Linked DNA regions of Homo sapiens: all the other regions are linked to region 1. Evidence: chromatin loops called from intact Hi-C (ENCODE). Cell type or tissue: dorsolateral prefrontal cortex. All regions are shown on one strand. Region 1 overlaps FOXP1-DT (FOXP1 divergent transcript). Region 2 overlaps FOXP1 (forkhead box P1). Region 3 overlaps FOXP1 (forkhead box P1). Region 4 overlaps FOXP1 (forkhead box P1). Region 5 overlaps FOXP1 (forkhead box P1). Region 6 overlaps FOXP1 (forkhead box P1). Region 7 overlaps FOXP1 (forkhead box P1).

Region 1 (4,000 bases):
TTGAAAAATAAGGAACCAACAAAGTTTATAAAAGATGCCAGTTTGGAGAATCATGTATGGCAGACTTACAGGACTACCTGTGAAATAGTTTAAGGCTATCAAGATATTGAGATGCAGCCTGTTGTATAAGGGGCCACATGTACTATAGATCACCTTTGTCCAACTTGAATGTGTGTGAGACTTGGCTGGGTGATTTTTTTAAAATACAGATATTTGATTCACTAGGTCTGAGGTAGGGCCTGACATTCTGCATTTTTGACATAACCTGGAGGTGGTGCTCTGCAGGTCAGCACATCTCATTTTGCATAGTAAGGCTGTAGATTGTTCTAGTACCTGTAGCAGATGGGGTTGAGCCACCCATACTCCTTTTACATGTTTCCAAGGTACCAACGTTGCACTGGGAATGCTCAGGGCATTAGAACAGCTTTTTGGATTGATGATACTTGGCCAAATGCTTCACCGTACCTTGTAGTTTATGAGGATTACAGTCCACTGAGACCCATGTTCATACAGTACAGTCATGCACAACCTCTTTTCACAATCACCAATTTAGAAAAACATAAAAATATTTGCAGGCCATATTTATTTATGTTTATATAACTGCATACTTTAAAAAAAAGCAGCAAGTGCAGTCTTGGTAACTAAGGTCTCACTCTCCAGTTAGAAAAACAGAAAAAGCACTATTGTTTCTAGATTTAACTCTGAGCCTCTTAAGTTTTGTTGTGGGGGAAAACACTTTTTAAGCTAGGGTCATTCCCCGTTCCCTGACTAGCTTTTCCACCCACTCAAATTATCAAATGTGGTTTTGTCTCAGAGTGTGCCTGTTAATATTGTATACTTTAAAACAAGAGATCCCCTGCTGATTTCCGGTGTGGACATATAGGGACATGAGGACACAGAGGATGGGCTCCTCTTACCACTTACTGTGAAGCACATGATTTTCATTAGCCATTTTTATCTTCTTGGAAGGCAACTGAGTTTAAGCTTTCATTTAGAGAATGGTCTGCCCACGCTTACTAACCTCCCCTCTCTGAATCCACTTTTCTCTTCTCAACCCTCCCTTCTTTCTTTGCTGTGTTGACCCCCACCTGGATGTCTGTCACATCTATGGAGAGAGGGTGGAGAGAAAGGACGGTGAGCAGGGGGTTGAACTTGTTCTTGACCCTCTGTGGCCTCAGTTTCTCCCAGATCTGTAAAGGGGTCTGTAGGTTAGCTGTTTCTGAGAAGCTAGACAAACCACTTAAGTCTGAGGATTGGTCACTTTAGTGGAAAGAGTGAGATGGAAACCCACAAAGTCAGGACACCTGGATTCTAATCCTTGTCCAACCAGTAACCAAATTTATTTTGCCTTGGAGGGCAAATGAAATCCCTGGGCCTTAGATTCCTCATCTGTAATGCGATATTCTTAGTTATGCCCATGTTTTTTAAAGTGTAGGAACCTTGGCACTAGGATGGCATAACACTGAATCACACATTGAGAACTGTATTCCTTTCCGATCACTTTAAATCCTTCTGGTTGTTAAAAAAAAAAAAAAAAAAAAAACAGAAAAAAAGAGAGAGAAAAAACAAAAATTCAAAAATTTCCATTGATACTCTTGTCCTTAACCCTTCTCAACATTTGCCACTCTCCCTCCTTTTTTCAAAAATCATTTTTAATTTTTGTTTTGACCCTCAAAGAGAAATCAGTGACTTTGTTTTTACTGTGCTTGTTTTTAATTTATGGTGGGTGATACTGATTTCCCATTTAAGGCAGTAATAGAAAAAAATTAAAAGAAGGTTGATTTAAATGAAAATGTTTGCTACAATTACCATAATAAGTGGCCTCCAATGAGTATGGTATATTAATTATTCGGGAACTGTTATGTCATATAGATATGGCAAAAATCAGGACACCAGTAACTGTGGTTAAAGAAACACTAAATTAAGTGGTTTTAGTTTTTGTTCAACTCAAAACTTACAAGAGCATTCAGGTACGTCGTCAGGTGGTAAATGTCCACTCCAGTTTCTGTTCCCCAAATGTACATATATTTAGTGACATGGTATTTGGTGAATGAAGCTCATGTTTGGTGTATACAATCAACAGTAATGTGACAGGGGACTAACATATTCTGATACGTTTGGGAAAATTTTGGCTGCAGTTAACTATAATTTGCTAATTTTGCATTTACATTGGTTTTTTTTTTCTCCTGTTACTTAAAATATAACGAAATGGGGACAAGCACCTTTGCCTTGGTGTAATTAAAAATAAAATTATGTCAGGAACATCTGTTTTCAGAAGGGATTTCTATTTGTTTTATCACCAAAAGGTGGCGTCCTACCCCCATGCCCTTTATTTTAAAACCTTTCTTGCTTTAATTTAACAAAAAGAAACTTCCAGTTGATTACTGATAAAGAAATTAAAATCTGCCCCCCACGAATGTAACGTGACAGTGTTGAAAATGAACAATATGTTAAGCTGCAGTTAAGTTTCCCTCTAATGTAAACCAAATGGACATCGAGTTCTTTAATAAGGCAGCACAGCACATTAGACAGTATCATACAAAATTGAGTACAATATATCATGGGATTTACAACCAGGATTTCCTTTTGTCTGCAAAACTTGTTGCCAACCTGACTGTGGCCCCCACTTGCAAGTGAATGTAGAATTTAAGGCAGTTAAAATGCAGAATCAGATTAGCAGCAATCTAAAGATCTTTTTAGTATTGCGATGATAATAATTTTTAATAAACACACTGCTTAATCTGAAAAACAAGATCAGAGGATGAATTGTTCTTTACAGACTATGAATAGATCTGTTACATTTAAATAAGTCGTTATTCCCCTGAGTTATAATTCTACAGTCAGGCATATACCATAAACATGTTATATTTGGCATAAAGTACTTTAGAAATTAAAAACCATTTTTAATAGGTTGACCACTACAGAACCAGTAGACTGGCTACTTTGTAGATTTCCACTTAATTCCGTGTGAATTCAGCATATGGAATTTCCAGTGATGTCAAAGAGTTGTTGGCAGTATTAACTGAGTTGACATAAAGCTTTTAGTTCAGTGCCTAGATCATAGTATTTAATAAATGTTAGATGTTATTATTGACAGCTTAGACTGTGAGCTCCTCAAGGGCAGGAATTTTTATTTTTTCATCCCTCTGTGCCCACTCTGTGGTCTAGCACACAGTGGGTATGTCATTAATCCCTTTATGTCTTGACAAACAAGACGTCGAACCCTAGCCTCTAGGAAGCTAGGACATTCCATACAAACTAAAATGCATTTTATTGGTCTAGATTCTAGTCTAAAAGATTCAGTGAATAGTCTTATCTGGATAGCATGGAACTTTATGCAGCATGCATGCAATGTGAATTCTACCAGGCTGAAATTACCTTAGCAGCCTCCCTTTCTTTTATTCTGTAGCATCAGCGAATGGCTTTGTTATTTTTTTTTTTTAACTTGCGAAAGATACAATTTCAAAGCGATAGTCTTATGCCACCCTTGAAATTAAGATTTAAGTTCTTCTGTAAATTAATGTTTAACAATATTTGTAAAGGGGCATTACGCGAAAGAATTTAATAATAACCTTTTCAGGATATTATCTACAACTGTGCTGGTCTCAAGACCAAAGGGACAGTAAGCCTCTCCCCTCCCCGCAAGGGGAAGTACTTTGTAGGAATCCACAGGGGTGACTTTTAATATATTCTCATAAAGAATTGGCCTGGTGTACACCAGCCAGCCAGTAGCTGGAAATGCTGGTTTGGGAGTCTGGCCACTTCTGTGGTGGTGGGTCTGAAAAAATTTACTTCTGTTAACAACAACAACAACAACAACAACAAGACATAGAGGTCTTACAGCTTTCCAAGTCACGTTTTGGAAACACATACTCTGCTTCCTTCTCTATGCGTATTGATAAAAGTGAAAGAAATACTAGTGTCTTTTGTTTTATGTATGTATATTTCAAAACATTTAATTCAGGCTCTTAGTTTATTCCTTCGAATTTCTAAATTCAAC
Region 2 (4,000 bases), 580 kb after region 1:
TCGACTTAGCTCTGCCATTGGGGTACAAAAGCAGCCGTTGACCATGCGTAAGGAACAAGGAACGAGTATGGCTGTGTCCCTTGGACCACAGTTTGCTGTACCATTTTTGGTGTCACCAACATATTTTTAGCTGAGGAATGCTTTTGTGGCCCCGGACATAGCTATCCAGGGTTATGTTAGCTTGGATTCACAGAACCCTCAAGTTAGTCATATTTGAGGGGAGATATCCACGTGTGTCATGCGCCCCCCCCCCCCCGCCCCCATGATTTCATTGACCAACCATGGTTGCTGTACTTCCTTGATCTTGGGTTCTTCCACCCAGTTTTTAGGGTTCAGACTAAGGGAGAGGAAGTGACTTTGCCAGGTAACAGCTTTCTGGTCTTCTGCAGCTCCAGATTAATAAGCTGTAACTGTTACAGAGGCCAAGCTTGGTTCTTCAGGATAAAAATCCCATCTGTCAATACTGTGCCACTGTTAACAGAGAGAGGGGTTCAGAAAAAAGAGAGGTGGGGGGGACTCACAGGTCTAAAACTGAAGCATATTTTTTTTTCCCTCCTGAGGAAGAAATATCATAACTGTTGGTAAATCAAAACCAGAGATTTGACACTTTTCTGTGATCATTCTGCAGCATTTGTTCCCAAGGTGAGGTATACCACAGGGCCCTTGATTTCAAAGATAAATACTGTACAAATAACCATCCTGTTGTCTTTCCCTCACCGCCAACAGAGGGACGCTTTATCAGAATCAGCAGATACCCAGTCTATTGTATGCATTTATTTCCCTGTTTCTTCTGAAAACAACTTGCAGTTTTAGTGTTGATTTTTTTTTAATCTATCAACCATGAGTTATCATGTGACTGTTGCATTTGTTAGTGCTAACTGATAGCAGCAGGTGCTCCTGCTAACTCTAATGAAATCGTCCAGCCCTGCATTGCTTGGCATCCTCCGATAACAGAAAAACAAAAACAAGTCCCGTATCATCCAGAGTGGTGTGAAGCTCATCGGCGTTCTTCCATCTTCTCCCCACTTGAGTCCTTTCTTTTTTCTTCTTTTCAAACCAGGTGAAAGACACAATCTTCACTAGTAAAAACGTGGATTTGTAATTCTTCCCTTTCCTCCCCCTCCCTTTTTTTAATGCTCATGTAATGCATTGGCAAAATGAGGAGTAGATTTGAAGGTTAAATCCTGACCACATTTCCCTGTTTTTAACTTAGAAGGTAAAATCAAATGCAGGCCCATAGTTTCACAAACACCAGGTACTCTTATGTGCTTGGGGGAAAATGTTTCCATTTCTCCTAGTTTTTCTTTTAAGTGACCACTTGTATAACGTCTACTAAAAGTATCATTTGTATCCTTGCTTAGTATCCTATTTGAAAAGAATTTTTTTTCTTTTGGTGATTTCTCAGGGAGAAAAACTTCATGCAGAACAAAACAAAAATTCCCTTGCTTGTTAGATGTATGTAATTTATGAAAGCCAAAATAAACTGTATATGTGCTGTAATGGAAGACAGAGAAATGTTGAAGAAAATGCCCAGAAATGGAACTTTGACCCTTCCCGAAAGGTCGAGGGCTGTAGACAGTAGAGGACATTTCATTGGTAACTTGCTTTTTAAAATTTTTTTCTGTGAATTTTACTTTTCAAAACTGTGAAGAGTTTTGTGTGAAAGAAACTACTAAGTGTGCTCTGTAATGTTTTCACAAGTGTTTTTATCATGGTAACATCTTGTTTACTTTAGTTCCCTGCCTAAAACTACTTGGAACATGTTAAGAAAACACTTCAAGAAAGCCTCGACAAAGAGGCTTTTGTTTAACAGCCACCATGAGGCAGCGTGGATCACAAAGGTGTTAACTTTCAGCCCCTTAAGCACTTCCACATGAAATTCCAGCAACTATGTTTGTGGTTTTGGAAAAACAAAGTGTATGTTAAAGAAACCAGGTATATGCTAATACATGTCGAAGGAGGCCGGATATCATAAATTGTTTCAAACCCATTTGTGGCTCTCGGCTTGCACGCCTGAATGTTCTGCAGTGAAATTACCTCTAGTTAGTGTAGGAGACTTCAGCCATGTAGAGGGAATAGCTGTCTATAATTGTGGATGTATGCAAATCAAATTCCAGCCTCACAATTTAAATCTCGAGAAGATGAGGATGAAAATTTTCCCCATCAGATCTGAGGTGACAAGTCTTTGAGTATTGCAAAATGAGCTGTATATTTTTATGAATTTGACTTTTCTACTTATCATGCATTTTTTATTGGTTTTAGAAAAATAAAAATAGGGTGTTACCAAAAAAAATTTTTTCCCCCTTTTAATGTCTTTTTTAACCTTTCTGACATTGCTTAGGAGTTCAAGACCTTTCTTAGTACTCGAAGAGGTCAAAGTGGCCTAAATACCACAGTGCCCTCTAGTGATATATAGAATATTAGATAGAAAAGTTTAGACAAGTTTGCCAAAGATAACAGGCCCAGTGCCACCTCTTTGCTCAAAAGGAAGCAAATAACATTTGAACGCATTTTTTTTCAACAAACAGATTTTAGTTAGAAATGCAAATTAAATTTAAATTTTTCTTGTAGGCTTTGAAAACATTGGAAAATTTTTTGAATGTCTACTTATGCAATTAATTCTACATATAACTGCATATGTGCATGCGGTACATCTATATCACTGTAGATGCATTGTTGAGTGTTCTTATATTTTAAGAGCCATTAGTTAGCTTAGGTATTTCATGTGATCATTTCCGGCATGTAATTAGAAGGCATTACTTAAAAGACAGGGATCATCTTTGCTCCATACTTTTATTGACACTGTCTACCATATTATGGCCATGTCTAAATGGTAAAATTTATTATTAGCAATAGTGTCACAAAAGTCTGAGACAGCGATTTTCCTTTCAATAAAAGTAGTTAAAAACCTTTTAGAAAATCCATAATTTTGATTGCTGGTACTTCATAAACGTATAACTGGTACTTTTTAGCTGTCTCTTTAGGGAAAAATGAGTTTTATCACCTGCGGTACCTGGGTTAATGAAATTGTGTGTTGGAATTTAGCCAGGATGAAAGATGAGATCATTCCAAGACACTAATATTGGCAACAGGTCTCATAAAAAGCTCTGACTCTTGAGTGAAGTATCATTAGATTTTTTTATTATTATTATTTTATTTAAATTGAGAGATTAAGTTAGTTGTCATTTTCAAAGCTTCTGTACTAGCGAGATTCTCATTTGGCATTACGTTCAAAACCCAGTGACCTAAAAACCTGTACGGAGCCAAGAGAAACAGAGAAGTGTCCATCAGTGCCTAGTACAAGAATTTCCTTGCTTCAAATTTCAACTCCAGTTCCTGTTCAGCCCTTTACAAATCACGACTCTCAGCTCAAATTTGAAATAATGCTGCCTTTTTCCCCCGTGTTCCTCCTGTGTTTGATTGTTTGTGGATATTAGCTGTCCAGGAAATCCCATACTTACAGATATAAATCCAGAATGATCTTGTTTTTCCGCAGCCAGCCCAGGATGTATTAGACAGTTATGATGATTTGTTAATTTTTGTGACCTGTATTTATTTTATGTGTGCTGTATACTTCGAGGCTGGAATCAGCTGTTGAAATGCTCTCCGTCTCTCACAGGCAGAAAGGAAGCGCTCTACTTTTCCTTTTCTGCTTTGGATTTTCTTGCTTTATTTTTGGAAGGTTTTTTAAATCTCTTCACGTCTGCTTTTTATGCGCTTCTTCCATATGGTGATAAACAAGAGGTACATTGTGTTTGATAGACTTAAACTCAATCCTATCAAGGGTGGGTCTTTGGAGATGCATGAACAGGGTCACATTCTTTCCAAATGTGTTTTCCATCCATGATGTGTCTTGACTGTGTAATTCTATTCTCGTTTTTATGGTGATATACATTTCCCCCAAATAATATATTAATCCTCAGATTTAATATGTGTTTCAGTAGAATTCTGCCTATTACAGATAAGAAAATTATATTATAGTCTTGAAGAAGAATAAAAA
Region 3 (4,000 bases), 560 kb after region 1:
GGAAAGGAAGGTTGTATGCCCTTTTCCCCAGACACAGTTTTTATAGTCCCTTAGGGCCCAGTCAACATTCTTTGAGTCATTCTCCTGCCATTCTCCATTTTTGGCTTGTCTGCATATACTTATTACTACTATCTACTTCATATTTTTCATAAATCGTCTCGTTTAAATAGGTTGTATAAAAAGTAACTACTGAGAAATCATGTTTCTGATGTACTCATAAAAACTTTATCCAACGCAGATGAATATAAGTCCAGAACTATGGAAGTGAGGGTATACCATGCAAACCCACCCAGCACACCACTGGCCATGAGCCATGCCCTGAGGACCACTATAGAAAAATAACTCTCTTATTTCTCCCAGCATAATTTGCAAATCAAGAAAGAAGGGGGGAACAAAAACTAAGTCTGGACATAAATGGTTAATAGCTTGTATTTCAGATGTAAAGTTAGTTAAGGTAGTCCTCACATCTCAGAGCACAATATTGAGAGCAGATAATAACAATAATCTCCATCATTGTTTAAAATCACAAATCTGGCACTTAATAGACTAATTCACAGTCACTCCAATTGCAAGTTTTACTCATGAATATCGTATCACATGGGAATGTGAAATCCTCTAATTAAACATGATTTGAAAAGCAGCAGAAAATTGAGATGATGAGCGTTCTGGGGAAGGAGAGTCAAGGATTCCCTGCGTGAGAGAGAAAGGGAGAAGCATGTGTGTTTGTTACAGTTTGTAGAGAACTCCATCCTTATTCACTCTAGGGTAGGCCCTTTAATAGGCTTTAATAAAACACCCTTCTCTTTGTGGGAGGATTACAGGACCCATTGTCAACTTACTTTTGGAAAACTGATTAATAAACATGTAGGGTGGTGTTTTTCTGCAGTGAGTGAGAAGTGAAAATTAAGGCAGTGTGCTAGAAATGCAGTGTCTAAGTTGTCTCCCAACTCTTCGGTGTGAAATAAGAAGCCCATCTGCTTCTCAAAGTGTTTTCAGTGACAGTTGAAGGAGAAAGGTCATTTTTACAAAGCTGCCAGGGAAACGCATGCGGCCCTTGCATCGTCGTTTCTCCTGTTCCCACGTTTCATCTGCTCGTCTTTGGGCAGGTGTAAGACCTTTTCCTCCGATGCTACAGTATGGAATGTGAAGAAACTTTACCTGTCGTTCTGTTTTCTGCAAGAGATTGTGATTTCTTTTCCAGCTGATTTCCAGCTGATTTCGAGGGGATATACAACAGTATGAAAAACGCCAGAAGAATACACTGTAAAGTGGAAAGTGGTGCTAAGTATTTAAGGAATCATCTCTTTGAGATTGTGAATCTACCTTGCTCTTCTTAGAAAAGGTCGTTGCGATCAAGTTTCAAGGCCAGCTCGTCTAGTTTGGTATCATTTTGTGTGACTGAGCATATTTCATTCGAGCTAATGATCAAATATTTCACAAATATTTGATAGCAATTAGTTTTTGTAAATTTAGTAATTTCAAATCAGAAGTCTGATTATATTTTCAGATAGGACCTCATCACTAGAATATTCTCGGATCAAATTCGTATTCCCATCTTCAAACCTAAGAAGTACATGATATGGTTCGGTACAATCTCATTGAAAGTAAGCTATGATAACAGAGTCACAGGCAGGGAAATGTGATAAGAACTAAAAAGTGAAGAGAGAAAAGGGAAAGTAGGATCATTTTGTATAAGCTGTCATTGAAGAATCAGCAAATAAATCTGAAAGCTTTAAAATAGTAGTGGCTTCCATCGATGCCTGCCATTGTAGCGTAAGTGTAGCTTAAGACACTCTTTATTAGTAGATAGGGCTAAAATTGTATATGAAGAGAACAGCTTTCTAGAAACCCAAGGTGTCTGATTTAATGTAATGTTTTGGCTGGGAATAAGCAGTCTCTTACCGTGCAGACAAAAATCACAGGCTGGGATGGACCTGAAAAAGGAGGATTCTGTGGCTTACAGTGTTGTTAGGTTGACATAAAGTTGTGCACATGGACATGAGACCAAATAATTTGGAAGGATAACAGACAAAGAGAGACATGGAAGTCTTTTGTCAACAAAGCAGCCTTACTGATGAGTATGCTCGGTGCCTGTCTCAGGGTCGGAGTTCATAAATGTTGGCTGGACGGATGAAAGTCCTAAATGGTGGGAATGAAGAAGGTGGCCAGTGGGGGAAGGGAGGGAGGCAGAACAGCTTTTAAGTCAAAGGAGGTGGGAAAGGGGATGCATAGTGCCTTTTGGTTTGTGTATTTGCTGTGGGTCAGGGATGAGTGAGAGGGGAATAGCAACCAGCCCCCTGCTCCACAGCCATGATGAAGACACCGATACTCCTTCCTGAGGGGCTTCATTCATTCCTTTAATGGATTTCCATTCAGCACCTACTCCTTATTCATCTTGTCAATACCAGGATGTGCCATTGGTGCCTGTTCCCTATGCCATCTGCATATCCTTGGTGGAAGTTTGGTGGAGGTTTTACCACTGGGAGGAGCTCTTGTGTGATTCTCTTCAGCTTTCAAATGAGGGAATTGGAGGGCAGAGCAGTGAAAGGACTCGCAGGATTCCTGGTTACAAGCAGAGCTATCATGACAAATGAGGCCTCCCAACACTATGCTCCCAACCATTCCTATAGGGAAATAGTGCTGGCCCTCAGTAAAAGGAACAGTTACACTCCATTTACATGTTAAGCAGAGAAAGCCACATAGCACATTCATTCTGCAAAGGTTTTTCAGTACACAAAGGATCAACAGGATCTGGGAAACAAAGTTGCCCTTAGGCACTTATTCTTCAAAAAGTTCAGCTGCTATGGTTTTATTTTTATTAAAAACCTATCTCTCCCCCTACCCGTCAAACCTCAAAAGTTATTTTATAGCTTAATGTAATTTCAAAAGTTGTTATATAATTTTAACTATAAATTCTTTTGAAAACATGAGCAGTATGTTGGGGAAAAAGAAATCTAAGAAAAGTGAAATTTAAAAAATGCCAACGCTTACATTTACGTTCATTTTGACAAAAGTAATGGTTTGATACTTTTATCAAACCATTCATTGGGGATAGAGTAGTGTTTTTATCAAATGGTGCTGGGACAACATTAAAAAAAATGAACTTGGACCCCTGACTCATATCATATGCAAAAATTAACTTAAAACAGACCATAGGCTTAAATGTGAAAGCTAAAGCTATAAAGTTCTTTAAAGCAAAGCTAGAAGTAACTCTTTGTTACCTTGAGTTTAGGCAATGGTTTCTGAGATGTAACACCAAAAACAGAAGGAGCCAAAGAAAAAATATATAAATTGGACCTCATCAGAATTCAAAATGTTTGTGCTTTAAAGCACACCGTAAAGAAAGTAAAAAGATAACCCACAAAACAGGAGTAAATATTTGCAAAAAACAGCCCAATTAAAAAATAGGCAAAGGCTCGTAATAGACATTTTGCTGTAGAAGATACACACATAGCAGTAAGCACATGAAAATATGTGCAGCCTCATTAATCATTAGGGAAATTCAATCAAAAGCACAATAAGGTACCATTTCCTAGCTGTGAGGATGGCTGGAATAAAGATACGTAACAAGTATTGGCAAGGACGTGGAGAAATTAGAACCCTCACACAGTGCTGGTGAGAATATAAAGTGCTTTGGAAAGCGGTCTCAAAGTTCCTCCAAATGTCAACCGTAGAGTTACCATAGGACCCAGCAATTCAACTTCTAGGTAGATATCCCCTAAAATTGAAAACAGATACTTAGAGTACATGTACATACACCTTCATACCAGCACTACTCGCAATAGCCAAAATGTGGAAATAGCCCAAATGTTCATCAACAGATGAATGGATAAATGTGCTATGTATGTACAATGGAATACTATTCAGCTACAAAAAGGAATAAAGTACTAGTAAATGCTACAGTGTAAACGAATGAAACTCCGAGGATTATGGGAAGTGAAAGAAGCCAGGCATAAAAGAACATATACTGTATGATTCCCTTGATGTGAAATGTCCAAAA
Region 4 (4,000 bases), 120 kb after region 1:
AACGGTTAAAGGAATGGAAACTACTTAACATATAGAGGAGAAGCCTGGTTTGGGGGTGGGTGGGAGTTTTAATGTCTTTATACATAACAAAAGGAATTGTAAGCAAGGGGCTGTTCACCCCGCTGTTCTCCAGAGACCTAACATTAGAAAGGTATCACGTGTCGAAGAGCAGGTGAGATCCCTGTGTGATGTGAGAACATGGCAAGAGTCTTTCAAGGTAGCCCGACTCTGGAACAGGACAGTCACACCAAGGAGAAATGTTGGGGTCCTTCACCTTCACGTCAATCAGGCATACTTATTGACATTTGGTGGCTGATTTGCAAATCCTTTTTGAAGCCAAGCAATGACTTAGATGACCCTTTGGAAATTTCTTACAGACTCCTGAGTTCAATTTATGTCATCATATCGTGATTGAATTTTTGAAATTCATTTTTTCAAATGTTTGGACAGGTATTTTTATCTCACCAAAAATGAATACAGGAATGTGAAAGAAAAAAAAAAACATTGCTTCTCCAAGGATTAAAAATCCCACCTAATGAGGACTGTTGGAATGATCAGGTATCTTGATCTTATATTTAACAATGCTGTGACCCTTTATGGTACCTTAAATAAGGGTGGATCTACTTTTCCAAGTCCATTCAGCTAAGAAGAGTTTTGGTAGATCATGAATAGACTTGTAACATATTGGAATCTGTGGAACCTTGTAGATTGTCAGGATTGGTGGCTCACAAAGCACGGTCCCTGTACTGCAGCATCAGCATCATCTGGAAATTTGGTAGAAGTGCGTTCATGGGTCCTATTCCAGACCTCCTGAATCAGAAACTCAAAGAGGGAGATCCAACGATCTTTGTTTTAACAAGTCTTTCAGTATGAGAATTACTGGGCTCCACCATCCCTCATTTACTTAGAAGATTAGCATAGTAATATAAAGTTTTGGGCTAATTGGCAGTCTTTGTCATTGTTGCCATGGTGACCAATTAACCTGGCTCAGGAAAAGGAAAGTTTTTTTAGCCACAGGCTACCCCCAACTATCTTATAAAGACGTTTTCTTCCTTTAATACAAGAGCTGTCGTGGCATGGCTGAGGACACACCTTGAACAATAGTAAGGAGGAAGTCCCTGGATAAAGGGCCGCCGTGTCTTAGAATAATGTATTAAAATCATTTTCATCAGTCATTTCTTTTTGGGGAGATTCCATTTGTCCACCACCCACCCACCTACCCATGTATCCTTCTATTAACTTGTCTTTTCATCCATCTACCCATCCAATCATCCAACAATTCTTTGCTGAAATCCTACTTCGTTCCAGGTACTGTGTGGTGAATGAAGCAGAAGGAAGAAATTTATCATCCTCTGAACGTTACTGGTATATAGGTATATATGTGTGTGTATGTATATATGTATGTGTATATATATGTATGTGCATAGGCATAAGTATGTATGCATGTACGTGTATGTATATATACGTGTATGTTTGTTATATACACATACATACACACACACGTACACACACATATAATAATGTTTCCTTTTTCTCAAGCTCGCAACATCTGTGGTGCCCAAAGCCCAAGTACCCAGTCACCTCCTTCAGCATTTTTTTCTTTTTGTTTTTCTGGCCTTGGGCTGGCTCCCCAACCCACTAAATTCTCCTGCAGTAACATGAGTTTTCCCATTGAAGCTAAGTGTTCATTAAATTGTAAAGACAAACAAAACGTATCCAAGGATAAGTATCACTTGAGAAACACAGATGTCATCATTCCTGGCATGTGTCTGTGTTTAGAGCTTGTACCTGCGTCTCTCATGTAGAACTATATGGTAAGGAGAGGGAAGATGCAACCCCCTGCCCTAGGCAGTGCTCTTTGTGACCTTCCCGATGGTCGGATATATCTTTCTACTTTCTCCCTGTAAACTCTGGGGTGGGGCTCACGTCCCTGCACTCAGCGCTGAGTCAGCATCAGACTCCGCCTCCATTGTCCAGTGTTGTTTTCTGCACCCACCCCCTAAGCTATTTTCTCAATGGAAGAGGAAGGAAAAAAAAATTCCGCTGAAAACAATCCAATCCCGATCAGATTCGCATAGCATAATAAACGCTTGTTTGGACATTGCTTGGACTGTCATTTTAGCAAGAATCTTCTGTTTGATTAAATAGCTTCTCTGTTATGTATTGAACAAAATGAAATGTATGTCATAACAGATATAACTAGATGATGACAACTTTCCTTGACTGTGAATTTCATTAAAGATATACATTTGTGTTGTATCCCTTTGAATGACAGAAGTTGACAAATAGCTGGGGAAAGTTGTTTTCTGGAGAAAAGTTAGCAGCTCGCCTGTTCAGATTTTTTCCAGCCCCAAGACAAAAATAAGGGCAGGCCAGGAAAGCAGAGAGGTTGGGTACTGTCGAGCAGCAGTCAGTGGTGGAGAGAAGGCAGAGGAAGCGTCCTTGAAAGGTCTGGGGCAGGCTTAGGATGGGCTGGCATCTGTTTCCAAGGGGTCTGTACGCACTTGTGCCTGGTTGCCAGCTTTATAAGTGTTTCGTTTTATCTGTCCAGCATGTTGCTTAGATCAATGGTCCCCAACCTTTTTGGCACCGGGGACTTGTTTCATGGAAGACAGTTTTTCCATGGATGCGAGGGGTTGGGGGTAGTGGTTTCCAGATGAAACTGTTCCACCTCAGATCATCAGGCATTAGTTAGGTTCTCATAAGGAGTGCACAACCTAGATCCCTCACATGCACAGTTCACAATAGGGTTCGCCCTCCTGTGAGAATCCAATGCCGCTGCTGATGTGACAGGAGGCGGAGCTCAGGCTGTAATGCTTGCTTGCCCTCTGCTCACTTCTTGTGCATCCGGTTTCCTAACGGGCCATGGGCTGGTACGTGTCTGTGGCCTGGGGGTTAAGGACCCCTAGCTTAGATGGATGGAAAGATGGATTTGCTCTTTTTTTAAACTCTTAGAGCACCTCCACTGTGCTAAGACAACAATGAGTGAAACCAAGCACGGACCCTGCCCTTGTGGAGCATTGCATGAATAAACGTGAGGTTTCAGTGCCATCTTCAGTGATGTAAAACAGAGGCTGTGGGACGTGCACAAGGTTAGATTTCACAGAGCAGGGAGTTAGACGGCTTAGGTTAGACCACGTCCTGGCTGTTCCATCTTAAGCAAATTCCTTAAGCACCCAGTGCCTCAGTTTTCCCATCTGCTGAGTGGAGATCATATTAGTCTCCACTTCATAGCATTGTTATGAAGAAGATGACAATTCTAGCCTGGCCCTCTTCTTCTTCTTCTTCTTCTTCTTCTTTTTTTTTTTTTTTTTCTGAGACAGAGTTTCACTCTTGTTGCCCAGGCTGGAGTGCAATGGTGTGATCTCGGCTCACCACAATCTCTGCCTCCCAGGTTCAAGCAATTCTCCTGTCTCAGCCTCCCAAGTAGCCGGGATTACAGACATGTGCCACCACGCCCAGCTAATTTTGTATTTTCAATAGAGACGGGGTTTCTCCTTGTTGGTCAGGCTGGTCTTGAACTCCTGACCTCAGGTGATCCGCCTACCTCGGACTCCCAAAGTGCTGGGATTACAGGCTTAAGCCACTGTGCCCAGCCTTAGCCTGGCCATCTTCTAAGTGCTTACAATAGCTCACTGGATCCACACATGGTAGAAAACCCTATGAGGCAGGTGCTACAGTCTCCATTTTACAGATGAGGAAACTAAGGGTTAGATGTCAAGTAGCTCCTATGAGGTTATGTAAGGGGAAGGGGGGCAGTTTGGAGACTAGACTTGGGGCAGTCTGGTTTCCCACTTCTGCTTAGTCCCCTGCTTGCCACAAAGTCAGTCCTCTGTGTGTGCCACCTTTGTAATGGCTAGTCAAGGGCCTCGGCTTCCCTGAGGAAGTGACTGTTGAGCGGAAATCAGAGAGGCCACTTGTCTTCAGTCATCCCCTCACCTTGGGGGTGAAAAGGGTAGAGCAGAGGCCAGCTTGCTTCTTGGCAGTGCCTATGGAGAAG
Region 5 (4,000 bases), 340 kb after region 1:
AACGTCTGGAGACGTTTTTGGAGGTCACGAATGCGGTGGGGGCATGTGCTACTAGCATCTAGGAATGCTGTTCAACATTCTGCAATGCATAGGGTAGCTTACACAATGAATAATTAATTTTCTGGCTCAAAATGTTCCTAGTACTGAGGTTAAAAAATCCTGCTGTCTGGTGGGGTGGACTTCTGTGGCCCCCAGCTCCTCAGTTCAAGTTTTAAAGCAATTCTCTTTATACAGATGTCAGACAACATGTGTTCTGGATATAATATTGGTGCTAAGTAGGGTTAAACCTGTGATTACGTTCAGAAAAGACTTGTTCTGAGTCCCATGGCCCCCAGTTAGAGGCAAGGGAGGATCCACTGGGCTGCATGGGGAGTCTGGTTGACACTGATGCTGCTGAGGCTGAAGAAATAGGGCAGCCATGGTGTTGTTTCCCTTTATTCTTCTGTCTTCTCCCCTCCTCACTTTCCCTCTCCCTTCCAACTGAGTGGAGCCAGCCATCTAAGTCATGATGTCTTGGGGTATAGTGGATTGGCTTGTACTCCAGGCCAGCTTCATTATTCAGGGCATTTGTGTGAGCAACAGGGGCTGGTACTGACATTCCTGCTTAGCAGCAGTTGGATGCCAATATGGTGTCCAAGGATCAGGTGTCTCAGCCAGAGGGCTGGGTTCAGATCCGGACTCCACTGCTTAGCTGTTGTGTGGCCAAGAGCAGATTATTTAACCTCTCTGAGCCTCAGTCTCCTCATTTTCAAAATGGAAATAATAACAGCCTGCATTTTGCAAGGCAATTGTAAAGATTAGGTGAGGAAATGCATGTAAAGTGACTAGTATAACTGCCGGCATATTTAAGAATAAATGGTAGCTTCTATTGTTGTTTTTGTTATTGTTTATGTTACTATGGTTACTAGTCCCAAGAAAGGCTGACTGAATTGATCTGGGGTTCATTCCCACCCAGGAAGAGGAAGTCAAGGCCCTGTTTGCTGGGTTGGCTGGGCTGGAGCCAGGGCTAAATGCCAGGCAGGCGCCAGGACCCTGCCCACTCCATCCCAGCTTAAATATTCTTACTATATTGTTTCTAGCTTGCCTATGGCCTCTGGCATCCACATGACTCTAAACTCCATTCAGTTATTTTCTTTCCTCCAATGCTAAATTAGGATGTTCACTTTGGTTCCTCCTGGGTTTCCAGCATCTGCAGAAATTCTACACAAAAGGATTCAGAAAGTGCTGGGGCTGGGAAGTTTGTGTTGGCCTTGTTTCAATGACCAATGCAGCTCTTTCTCCTTCCTACCCTTCCCACTGGCTTTTTTGTGATCAGTGACCACAAGACTAAGGACTCCACACCAGGCCTGAGGCCTATTGTGTGAACCAGCTGGCCATTCCCCTAATCTCATAGGTTGGTCCATCCCTGACTGAACCATAACTATGAGGAGCCTGGAGAGGAACTTCTTAAGTTTGTATTCGACTTCATGCTGAATTTTTTTTTTTTTTTTTTGAGATGACGTCTTGCTCTGTTGCCCAAGCTGGGGTGCAGTGGTGCAATCTCGGCTCACTGCAAGCTCCGCCTGCCAGGTTCAAGCGATTCTCCTGCCTCAGCCACCCGAGTAGCTGGGATTACATGTGCGCGCCACTATGCCTGGCTAATTTTTGTATTTTTAGTAGAGACAGGGTTTCACCATGTTGGTCAGGCTGGTCTTGAACTCCTGAGCTCGTGATCCACCTGCCTCGGCCTCCCAAAGTGCTGGGATTACAGGCGTGAGCCACCGTGCCTGGCCATGCTGGATTTTTTTAGACCTCCAGTTTAGTTTGCTTTGAGATCATCTTGAGTTCTTTCTGACTGTGGGTCCTGACTTCTTTTTCCAACTCCATTATTAGCAGGAAGAGAGCATGGCTGATGAACTGGTTAATTACATAGGAAACACGAGATCCTACAGATTTTGAATATTAGTTATGAGAGTTAATTGATTTGTGTGTGCTTAGTTGGTTTGCTTTCCCATAAAGGCTAACATATATTGTAGAGTAGGAGAGCTACATATAGAACACTATCTATTTTGGGCTCCTGTGTGGCACCTTATGGTTGCAAATGACCCAAAGCCAACTCCAGCTGGCTAAGCAAATAAGGGAATTTAATTGGCTTGTGTAATTGACAAGTCCAAGAGGAGGCCTGTTCTCTGTGAGCATTGTTAGGAATCTGTCTTGCTATTGTGCTCACCTTCTTGCCGCTGTGTCCTGGCCTCTGTTCAGCCAGCTCTCTTTTTGTGGAGGCAAGCCCGATTCATGCATTTAAAAGTTTAGCAAGCCAGCAGAAGGACAGCCTTTCTGTCTCCCAATAGTTCCTATGGAATGCTAGTAGTTGAGTATCATTCTTGGGACATGTCCATCCATCAGCCAATCAGTGTTGCTGGCAGAGCAGAACTCACTGATTGGTCAGACTTGGGTTATGGCTCCACCCTCTGGAGCTGAGAGATGCATCAGCCTCCTGTGAACCATTAGGACTGAGAGTGGAGAATGGGCGTTTCCCCAAAAGAAAAATCAGGCTAGTGTCATCAGAGAAAGGGGAGCATGGATGTTGGGCAGACAAAAACAACAGATATCCACTACCATATTTCCCTTTTCATTGTGCTAGTGACTTGGAGAAAATCTCCTGCCTGGTGTGTCTTGATTTCGCCACCAAAGTCGCTCGCAGGCCCTCGGCCTGATTTTATTTACAGCAGCAGCACACCTCTCTCTTCTTCCCTGCAGTCATGATACCCCGGTCTTTCCCCCAGAGGTTGGAATAAATGGCCTTCTCTGAGCCACAATCAATGGCATTCCGTAAGGTGTGACAGAGGAGGCCATCTGGCACTTGTCCCATTGTCGTTTCTCCCTGCCCAGGGAAGAGGCACATTCCAGGCAGAAGGTCGCAGCTCAGCCAAGTGCTGCTGTCTCTCAGAAGCATCACCCTCAGACTGGGGTCTGCAGCACAGAAACGCCACCAGAGTCAAACACCTGGCAGGATTTCCCCCTTTCCCTTTGTGAAATTTTCCAACAGAACCAGGTTGTGGAATAATACATAATGAAAATGATTCTTGAATAAAATTATAAGTTTGAATGTTCTGCACAATACTTTCCCCAATATTGGATGGATTTTTTTTTTAAGATGCTAGCACTGAGATCACTGGCCCATTTCAATTTTTATTGAAACAAATAAACCCAATAAAAACACTTATGCTGAGAGCTGTAGCGCCACAGTGAAAGAATCACCCTGTATTGAATGTATTGATTTATTTATTTACTGCAACTGGAAAATCGAGTATTGTGTTAATGTATTTTATAAGAATCACATTGCTCGATGAAATGGCTAATTTATTTGAGCGTATACATAAATAGCTAGCAATTTTCTCTGAGACAGGCTAATGAAAATGATGCCATGAAATTGTCTATACGATGAAGAGTGACGGAGACGAGTTATTATTGGGTGAGTGCTAAGACGCGCTGAACTGGCCATCATATCTTTGAACTTTTGAACTGCTACTTGTTTCGTGTGATTTATTGATTTTGCTATCTCTCTGTTTAGCTCAACTTTAGTTTTTGCCCAGCAGTGCAGATAAGTGGCATAGGAGATTTAATTTCATGGGTATTTGGGGTTAAAACCTATCTTTAAAAAGAATGCTAAACATGTTTTAATAAAACATGAGTTGCAGGGGTTTTAGGTTTCTGTACGATATGGATCTGATAAGAACCAAGGCAGTTTAGAGGGCAGCCCAGAGGTTCCAGGCTAGGGAGGAACTCTTTCTGAGCTTTGGAAGTTTCACCAGGGCCACATGCATTTTATTTGCTAGATCAGCCTGGCTTCATTCTTAATTACATGTATCATTTATCCCCCTGCCTGTGCCCTTTTGCTCATGGCACATGTTTTGCCTCGATGCCTGGTACACAGAAGGTTTCTCGGGTTCTCGCAGGCAGCATCACTGTCCCTGTCCTCCCGTCCTTGCACACCGAGGGCTGGCCGCTACCGAAGCAC
Region 6 (4,000 bases), 520 kb after region 1:
ATGAGCCACTGCACCTGGCCATGTTTAATTCTTGGGAGAAATCACTTTGCTTTTCTAAGCCTCAGTTTCCTCCTCTGTACAATGAGGGCTGGAATTTGTGTTCAGATTATGACAACTGCATGAGACTGTTAAAACACCCACAATCCAAAATTTTTTTGTTGGCCTTTCTTATTCAGCTTTTCTAAAATGACCTGGTGCTCACAGTGATTAATAAATGGTTTTAACGAAGTCTTCTGAGTTACTATTGGTTTTAACATTTTATATTATATTCCACTTATGGAAGTTCCAGTTCTTCCTGAATCCCAAATACAGGGCAAGTACACAGGACCACAGGAGTTTAGAATTAACCAAAGTGGCCTGGGCATATGTAGTTTATCCAGGTTTATCACTGATGGGACATTTCCTTGCCCAGAAGTAGTCTCTGAGTCACCATATCATCTGTCTGTCTGGAGACAGGGCGAGATGGGCTCCAGGTGGCTTCTAAGTTAGTATGCCAAGCCATTTCCCTCTCTCTTTTGTCACCTCCCCCTTACCCAAACCATCAGCCTTTAAATGCCACCTCCCCAGTGGGCCTTCCCAGACCCCTCCTCCTAGTGATCTCCTCCTTCTTTGTGGTCCCATGGTGCTTACAGCCACCACCGTGCAATTTAGTAGTTGAGTAAGCACTGCATTGCATCACTCTCTAATTATTTTGTTTAAGGCTTGTCTCCACAGCTGGGTCATGAGCGTCTGTAATGTTGTTTGCTTGTTTATTGTTTGTTTTGATGCACCTGCAGACTATTAGCTGATAAACACTGACCTGCTAAGGAGTTAGTCCACCTTCTGAAAGCATGCATGAGTTTTATGGATGCCTCATGAAGAACTTAGTTTCTAAAATAAAAACACATTGCATATTCAAAGTACATCCCAGTTTTTGTTTATAAACATTAAAACTCAATTTTAATACTTTGGGAAAAAGAAAGTCACTTAGGCGTTTTGAAATGATTCTTTCCACTTTCTCCCTGTACATTGGTTGGAGAGCACTTCCTTTATTTGTATTTCCTGCCGTTGGGGCTCTCTGCCAGCCCCTCCGGAAAGAGCACCTTTTCTCTTTAAGAGTCAGAACTCTACTGATAGTCGGGGGACTTTCTGGCAGATTTAAGGTCCTTCTACCTCGCAAAAGAGCCCTTGGTTCTCTGTTGAATATTCATGAGAGGGTGGGGTCACATTTTGTGACCTGAAAAAATCCCATTAATAAATTTGGTATCTGACACAAAAACACTTTAGGGTGAAGAGCGATCTGCGCTGTGCCCATTTAACATCTGATCATACTTTGATGGTCACTTCGCGCTTGTCTCTTTTACAGCCAGAGTAAAGAGGGAATTGTCTGCTCCCCGCTGACCCTGTTGAAATTCAGGCATTTGCTTGATTGGAAATATTACCAATATTCTTTCTGGTCTGTAGTAACCTGCATTTAATACACTTCACATCAAAATGTACTTTCAAGTAAAATTCCTGGGATTACTGGGTCAGATTTTGTTGCCTTTTTTTTTTTTTTTTTTTTGAAGGCAAATAGGCATTCATTGATGTCACACTACTCCTTTTCCTCTAATATTTTGAGAAAAAGAATAAAAATGTGTGTGGGGATTTTGTGTGTGTGTCTTTAAAAAATATACAGGCCAGGAAGTTTTTCTCCAAGTTTGAAGGTGGTAAATAGGTGATTTTTTTAGAGTCGCCGAAATGGACTAGATTAACCTGACGCTTAAGTCGTGTCAGTTGAGCCAACAAAGTTTAGCACATTGTTGACTTTTTAAAAAAACACTATACTCAGCTTTCAATAGCCTGAAAGAGCAGTGACTATTTCTAATAGAGAAGGTCATCCTAAAGTGCTTATTGAGAGTAGCTTTTGTTGTTGCTATTGTTGTATAAATAAGAAAGGAATTTAAAGAATTATTTCTTAGCAAACGTGTGGCAGATGCTTTCTTCGGCAGCTGTCGTTCTAGAGGGGAAGTCGCCTGGTTCAGCGACGAGGCACGTTTGGTTGTTATTTATTTCCACCCCGCGTCGGCTTAGTTTTCCTCGGTGCGCACTGGCACACTTTGGCGAGACCGACTCTGGGAAAGAAAGGGGTGTGGGGAGGCCAAGGCTCTGTGAAACCCCCGACGTGAAGCGAAAGTTCTCCTCCCAGGGAGGTTTTCGAGGAAAAGCGCTTTTCTGCGCTGCCTAGGAGACCTGCGTACCCTCCCGAAGCCGAACAGTTGCTCGGAGCAGTCGGCTTGGCGCCGCGAGCGCCGGGTGCCCCTCTTCGGCCTCCCGGGTTTCTCGGAAAGGTTAGGACAACTCTTTGTCAGTCTCAAAGACGAAACAAACACGCCGCCCCGCCGGCAGCCCCGGCCCCGCAGAGCCCCGGCCAGAGGGAGCGGTGCGCGCCGAGCCCGGCCGACCCAGACGTCAGCCGGAGGCGGGTCACCGGGTTAACAGCTATTAAGTGGAGTTGCTCTCCAGACAAAAGCAGGGTGGCACCCGAGCGTGATTTCACCTGCCGCGCGGAGGGGGCCGGGGCGCGCGGGCGCGGGGCGCGGGCCGCGGAGCCCATTGTGTGGGGCGCGGCGCGGCGCGGCGCGGCGCGGGGTGTTTAGAGGCGGGTTGTGATTGGTGGAGCAGGGCGGGGCGGGTGGGCGCGGCGCGGCGCGTCTTGTCAGCCCGCGAGCCGGAGCGCCCCTGCGCGCGTGCAGTCCGCCTGCACGCCGAGGCCGCCGGACCCCACGCCCGGCCCGCGCGGGCGCCCCGAGCCCGGCTCCGCGCGCCTGGCGGCTACATGGAGAGTGTCAGGTTGGTCCTTCTGATTGATCTTTGCCGGTTTCGCTCTCCTTCCCCCGGCTCCGCGGCGCCCGCTTCCTGGGGGCCTCGCTGGGGAAGGCAGGAGAGCCCGAGGGTTCTGAAGTTGAGTCTTTTAAAAAATCATCCTCATCCTCGCTGTTTACCAAGTTGGGTAGGAGTTGCGCTCTGGAAGTGGAGGCGGGGAGGGAGTGGAGGGGCAAGAAAAAGGAGCTGCAGGCCTGTGGGTCCTGGAGAGAGATACCCCCCCACCCCCCTTGCTCTTTGGCTCACACTCTCGCTCTCTTTTTTTAAATGTTCATGGGTGGGGTGTAGTTGAGAGTTGGAGGAAGTCCTGCTTGTGTGTTTCTCTCTCTCTCTTTTTCGTTTGCGATTCATTTTCTGCCGGTCTGGCCTTCACGCAGCCACTTTGGTGAAGCCCTCGCCATCACTCCGTTCGGGGGACGTATCTGGGGTGTGATTTCTGTCACTTTCAGAGCGTGTGAAATATACAAGGAGCCTTCCATCTCAGTGTAACCCATGTGGATGTTTCTTTGCTTCTGATAGTTTGTTTCTATATCTGTCTAGGCTATTTTCAGCTTAGCTGTTCAAATTCGACGAGTTCACACACAGTAAAGGGGGAGGGAGAGGCACAGAGCCCCACACCGGAGCAGGCGAGCGAGCGAATGGAACACTCTGGCAGGTTGGGGATTCTAAGCCTCTGTTGCATTACTTGGCTGGTTAATTAAGTAGTGAGCGGGGTTTGGGTTTGGACGTGCAGCAGACTGAGGAATTGCCACGGGGTACTCCCAGCTGAACCGGCTCTGAATGTAGCTAACTCAACTGTCAGAACTGCATGAAGGACGGTCAGTGGAAACGGGACTTTTTACCCCTCTCCTCCCCAAGTACGGTGTTGGGAAGGAGAGGACCTTTAGGAAGTGGGTGGTAAAGTTTTAGAGCAAAGTACATATAGACTCTTCCTCTTTGGGATTAACTCCTTCAAGTCCTGGCAGTTACAAGTAAAATATCTAGTAATTTTATATTTTTGTCCAAACAAACCAAATGTTCTAATCAAACCAATTTTAAAATGCAAATCACCTCATTTCCATAGATTCCAGCATTCTAAAAGTGACACATGTGGGGGAAAAATTAAGCCTGATAACAGGAAATGTGAATCATACTATCAATGACTAATCTGCTTAAG
Region 7 (4,000 bases), 460 kb after region 1:
GTTACCCAGGACTCGTTTGCACAAGGCAAATGCTAAACTGATTACAGCTTTTAAAAATTGGTTTGTACATTTTTTAATCCATATTTTAATGTTGGTTTATTATGCAAAAAAAGAGGGGCACTAATTTTAAAAATCCAAGCGTGCTGCAAAAGAAGATCTTGCTTTGCAGTCCCAGAGGGTGCTTGCAATCAGGAATAACCGCAGGCTAAATTATAATGTGGAATTCTGTTGCCCTTTAACCTGATGCTGCCTGTTCACATTCAGTGTTTGTTAACAAACAGCTTTAAGAACAAAATTGTTGGGAGAATTACTATTTGATTGTATGCACTGACTTTATTGAAAATAAGAGGCTTTATTTTTTTTAATTGCATGTCTCTGAGAAAGTTGTGATAATTCCTTTACAGAACTGCCCTAGTTGGCTTAAAAGCTACTAGGTGTTAAGCAGTTACATATCTGTAGGACAGAACACATCTATTTGTGTGACTGAGGCTGGAACATTTGTGTTCATTCCATAACTAGCCATTTTAGGGAACTGGACTGCTTAGAGCTCTCTAGCCCCATCTCGAACTACTTATAGCTCTTCTGTTGAGAGATGGTTTTCCTGACCGCCCACTTTCATGGCGCCCAGGCTGTGTGCCTTTTGATACTGCAACGCAGAGCAGCTGCAGGGGATGCTAATAAAATGCAGGATTTTGGACACTGAGCAAGGTAAGAGTCTGCCTTTTTCTCCTGCCCCTTGAAAAGGGATTGCTAGGAAATCATTTCCTGGTCTCTAACTGGACCAGCTGAGTTAGAGAGGAACATTTGCATTGGATACTCCACCCCTCCCCAAAGTGGAGAAGGCAGGCGTGGAAGCACTGTGAGACTCAGAAGGGAGATGAGGCAGTAAACCAGATCTTTCCCATTTTTTCCCCCAGCCTAGTCTTCTGTTTCTATGATCTGCCTTTTGAACTGTTTTTGTGGCTGATCAGTTCCACCTAATATGTCTCTTGATTTCTGCTATTGTAATACTCAGGCGACATGCTGTTCTCTTCATTTTTATAAGCTTTAGATGCTTCTGCCTGTCATTTTCTGGCGGTTTATCTTCAGCGTCTGGATTTGCTTTCAGACTTGAATGTCTATCAAGCTGCCGTTGCTTTGAATGTGAGATCAAAAGAAGATGAATTCCAGTAAAAAATTTCCTTCTATGAAGAAAAGATTGGGGCCTATGTAAACATCCCACTGACAGCTCCCAATGAGTTATTTTAGCCGAGTATTAGCACCTGGATGACAGACAGTCCAGCATTCCATGCTAAATAACAAATCAGTAGCTTCTGTGGCAGAAGAACATTGCCACAAGAGCAATACATTTTCAGAAGGAATCCTTTTCTTCCTCCTTTTTTTTTTTTTTTTTTTGTTATTGAATATGGCTGTTCAACTCTTCCTCCTGTTTTTCAAGCTGACTTGCTGTGCCTTCAGCAGTTTACTTTTCTTCACAGTATTTGCTGAATTACTCCGGTGACGGAAGACAGGACTGTGACAATCATTTTGGGGCGGGTTAAGGAGTGTTCCATTAGGCAAGCTAGGCATCTGGAGATAAACAGGTAGTTTGGTTGATGGTGGAGAAAGAAAATGTAAAGGACAGCCAGTCAAAGCCAGATCCAGGGCATATCCCTGGAATACGGGACGATGTGTTCTTTAAAAATACATGTGACAAAATCCTCTAAAGTCTGCAAAATCTGAATTTTCTTCTTCTTCTTTTTTTTTTCTTTTAAAGCATCCTGCCTATGTAAATGTCACCACAAAAATATCTCAAGAGCAGGTTTCCCGAAACCCTGTTGGTGTGTATTTGTCTGCGTGAATGAGCTGTGTTTGGCTAGGGCTTGGTCTAGCCAGGGCGCACTGCGTGTGCTGTGTCGCTGCTTGCAGACCTGGAGCGGTTTAGATATGTGTGGCATTAATAGATTTCTTTAAGTGCTAAATGCAACTTTGAAAATTACCTGCAAGCTCCAACTGATCTTTCAACTTTGAAAGTGAAGAATTACTTGAGGAATTCTTGTGGTTTCTTTGTCATTTAGTGAGAGCCCAGCCAGCTACTGTGGAGGCAAACCTCCCTGAGGTTGCCTACAAAGGGCAATGTTCCAGTGTGTTTTCTCTTCGAGTGTGCTTCAGCCGCACAGTACTTCCTGTTTATTCAAACATCTTTTTTACCACTCGGCAACCCCCGCTTCGCAGAAACAGCCAGAACCCATCTACAGCAAGAAGACGGAAATCCAAAGGCAGACAGTACGGGCTCCCTTCGCCAAACTCTTCATTTTCTCTGTAAGTGTCCAGAGAAAAAGAAACATTTTTTTGCTGGGTTAAACTTTTAAACTAGGGATCCGTTCTTGTGCAGACATTCTCTGAAGGGCGAAATAAGGTGATCCAACTTGTTTACTGCTTTTTTTCCTCCCCCTTCCCTCCTCTCTCCATCAGAGGCTTTTTTCTTTTTAGAGATTTGAGAGGACCGTTTCCTTCTAACTCCTTGTTTAATTCACTCTTGTTTTCAAATATGTCTTTGGATATAATCAGCTAAGTAAGCAGCCGGGTGGTGTCAGGATAGTTTTATAGGCTAAACGTAGATTGGAACCTCTCTCTGCTTACTGTGACATTGTTTCGTGTTGCCTTCTTTTTCTTCCTGTTATCACAAGTAGTAAGAGAATGTGGGGATGGTGCCTTTGTAATTCTGCATCTACAGAATTGTCCCCTGATGTTTGCATCACGACACCGTCATCATTTGTGAATCGGTCTTGGTAATATTTGTACCAATTTCATGCCAATAAAAGTCAGACTGCTGAAACACGCACGGTCATTATCTCATTCATATTCCTATTGTTTCAACGGAGTGGGCTGCAGAGGGAAAGGGAAAGCCTGCCTCACTTTCCGTGATGGTTGTTAACTTTGATGTTGGAAGGCTCTTTTCAAAATTTTCCTTGTGGATAATCAGTATAGCAGGAAAAGCCCTTGGACTTGGGCTGCCTCCTGGCTCTGAGTAGAAGAGCAATCTAACGGCTCTCTTAGTCCTTTCTGTTGAAATGACTTTTTAAACACATGATTTGACATTTTTGAAAAAGGTTCCACCTTTTCCTGTCTGTAGTCACTCCTTTTGCCTCTCTCCCCTCCCTCCACACCCCCCTTCCCTGACCCCCAACTTCAGTTTAATTGGTAAGCCAGGTGTTAATATTTCTTTTTTAACTATATGGTGGTCAGGGAATAGACAGGAAATGGAAAATAAGCTCTTTTGATCTTAAGAGAATTGTTATTACTGTGAACCTCGTTTGCTAGTCCGCAGTCTAAATATTTTTAAATTTTAGTATCTAAAACAGCATCTATTAGAATAGAGAAAGAAATATGCTCTGGGGTTGTCCAAACCTCTCATAGAAGAAACATTTAGATACATAAAATAATTGTATGTATGTGTGTGTGCATGTGTGTGTATTGCTATCGCTATGGTGGCTTTTTTGAATGTTCAGAAGTTGTTCTCTTTTGCAAGAAAAAATAAGATGTTTGCGACTGCCTTAAGGACAATTTGTTTAACAGTAGGAGTAATTGCAGGGAAAATGGAAAGAGTGACTGAAGGTATTTACTCAGATGTTAGTGTAGGTGTGGGGGCCGAAAACTCAGTGTGGGAACAGTGGGCTGCTTTTCTTGGTATCTTAGTCTATTTGATGACCATCAAATTTCCCAGCTCGCTCGTTTTGTTTTTTCTGGATGGCATGTTTGATTATTTATCAGAAGGGGAAGGGAGTAGCTGAAGCAAATAAACATGTGACCAAGTTCTGTTTTGTTTTCCACTCCGAAAGCCATGCCCTTTAACAGATATACAGAAAATAATAAATGCATTGTCTTATGATAAAAGGAAATTATATGTGTCTTTTTTTTTTTAAGGCAAGTGAGTTAACCCTTAAGGCTCAGGAGGCTTTTTGCCTTCTGAGAATTTGCCAGGCTTTTTATTGAGAATTAGCCTATTGCAACTAATGGT

The links. A loop is a pair of places that touch in the nucleus more often than their neighbours do. Peaks named below come from ENCODE experiments on the same cell type or tissue, not always from the same donor. Only the 100,000 strongest peaks of a DNase experiment are listed, where the experiment ranks them.
Region 2: a loop joins it to region 1, with 4 times the contacts of the local background. A loop is called at or near these places in 66 of 110 quality-filtered maps.
Region 3: a loop joins it to region 1, with 5 times the contacts of the local background. A loop is called at or near these places in 9 of 110 quality-filtered maps.
Region 4: a loop joins it to region 1, with 2.2 times the contacts of the local background. A loop is called at or near these places in 11 of 110 quality-filtered maps.
Region 5: it touches region 1 in a loop (4-fold over the local background); 40 of 110 quality-filtered maps call a loop at or near these places.
Region 6: a loop joins it to region 1, with 10 times the contacts of the local background. A loop is called at or near these places in 70 of 110 quality-filtered maps.
Region 7: it touches region 1 in a loop (4-fold over the local background); 46 of 110 quality-filtered maps call a loop at or near these places.

The regions. Positions count from the first base shown.
Region 1 is chr3:71,585,050-71,589,049 of GRCh38, reverse strand. FOXP1-DT (FOXP1 divergent transcript) reads right to left here. Exons shown (of 1, transcript NR_182289.1): 1 at 1,641-4,000. Among named protein-coding and RNA genes, the nearest start is that of FOXP1-DT, 2.1 kb to the right of the region's middle. In dorsolateral prefrontal cortex, CTCF peaks have their summits at 2,104 and 2,306 (motif pointing right); no DNase peak of the experiment used is centred here; H3K4me3 peaks cover 670 bases; H3K27ac peaks cover 1,686 bases.
Region 2 is chr3:71,005,412-71,009,411 of GRCh38, reverse strand. The region is part of intron 12 of FOXP1 (forkhead box P1); the gene reads left to right. Among named protein-coding and RNA genes, the nearest start is that of FOXP1-AS1, 280 kb to the left of the region's middle. In dorsolateral prefrontal cortex, a CTCF peak has its summit at 2,388 (motif pointing left); no DNase peak of the experiment used is centred here; H3K27ac peaks cover 3,604 bases.
Region 3 is chr3:71,021,260-71,025,259 of GRCh38, reverse strand. The region is part of intron 11 of FOXP1 (forkhead box P1); the gene reads left to right. Among named protein-coding and RNA genes, the nearest start is that of FOXP1-AS1, 270 kb to the left of the region's middle. In dorsolateral prefrontal cortex, a CTCF peak has its summit at 2,484; a DNase peak (open chromatin) is centred at 2,499; H3K27ac peaks cover 3,612 bases.
Region 4 is chr3:71,464,624-71,468,623 of GRCh38, reverse strand. The region is part of intron 3 of FOXP1 (forkhead box P1); the gene reads left to right. Among named protein-coding and RNA genes, the nearest start is that of MIR1284, 75 kb to the left of the region's middle. In dorsolateral prefrontal cortex, no CTCF peak of the experiment used is centred here; a DNase peak (open chromatin) is centred at 1,939; H3K4me3 peaks cover 1,061 bases.
Region 5 is chr3:71,246,233-71,250,232 of GRCh38, reverse strand. The region is part of intron 5 of FOXP1 (forkhead box P1); the gene reads left to right. Among named protein-coding and RNA genes, the nearest start is that of FOXP1-AS1, 42 kb to the left of the region's middle. In dorsolateral prefrontal cortex, no CTCF peak of the experiment used is centred here; a DNase peak (open chromatin) is centred at 2,421; H3K27ac peaks cover 224 bases.
Region 6 is chr3:71,063,635-71,067,634 of GRCh38, reverse strand. The region is part of intron 7 of FOXP1 (forkhead box P1); the gene reads left to right. Among named protein-coding and RNA genes, the nearest start is that of FOXP1-AS1, 220 kb to the left of the region's middle. RefSeq lists an enhancer at 2,035-2,535. In dorsolateral prefrontal cortex, no CTCF peak of the experiment used is centred here; DNase peaks (open chromatin) are centred at 2,314 and 3,494; H3K4me3 peaks cover 2,966 bases; H3K27ac peaks cover 3,875 bases.
Region 7 is chr3:71,128,799-71,132,798 of GRCh38, reverse strand. All of the region lies in intron 6 of FOXP1 (forkhead box P1), which reads left to right. Among named protein-coding and RNA genes, the nearest start is that of FOXP1-AS1, 160 kb to the left of the region's middle. RefSeq lists an enhancer at 2,332-3,074. In dorsolateral prefrontal cortex, CTCF peaks have their summits at 2,131 and 2,852; DNase peaks (open chromatin) are centred at 638 and 2,178; H3K4me3 peaks cover 3,509 bases; H3K27ac peaks cover 4,000 bases.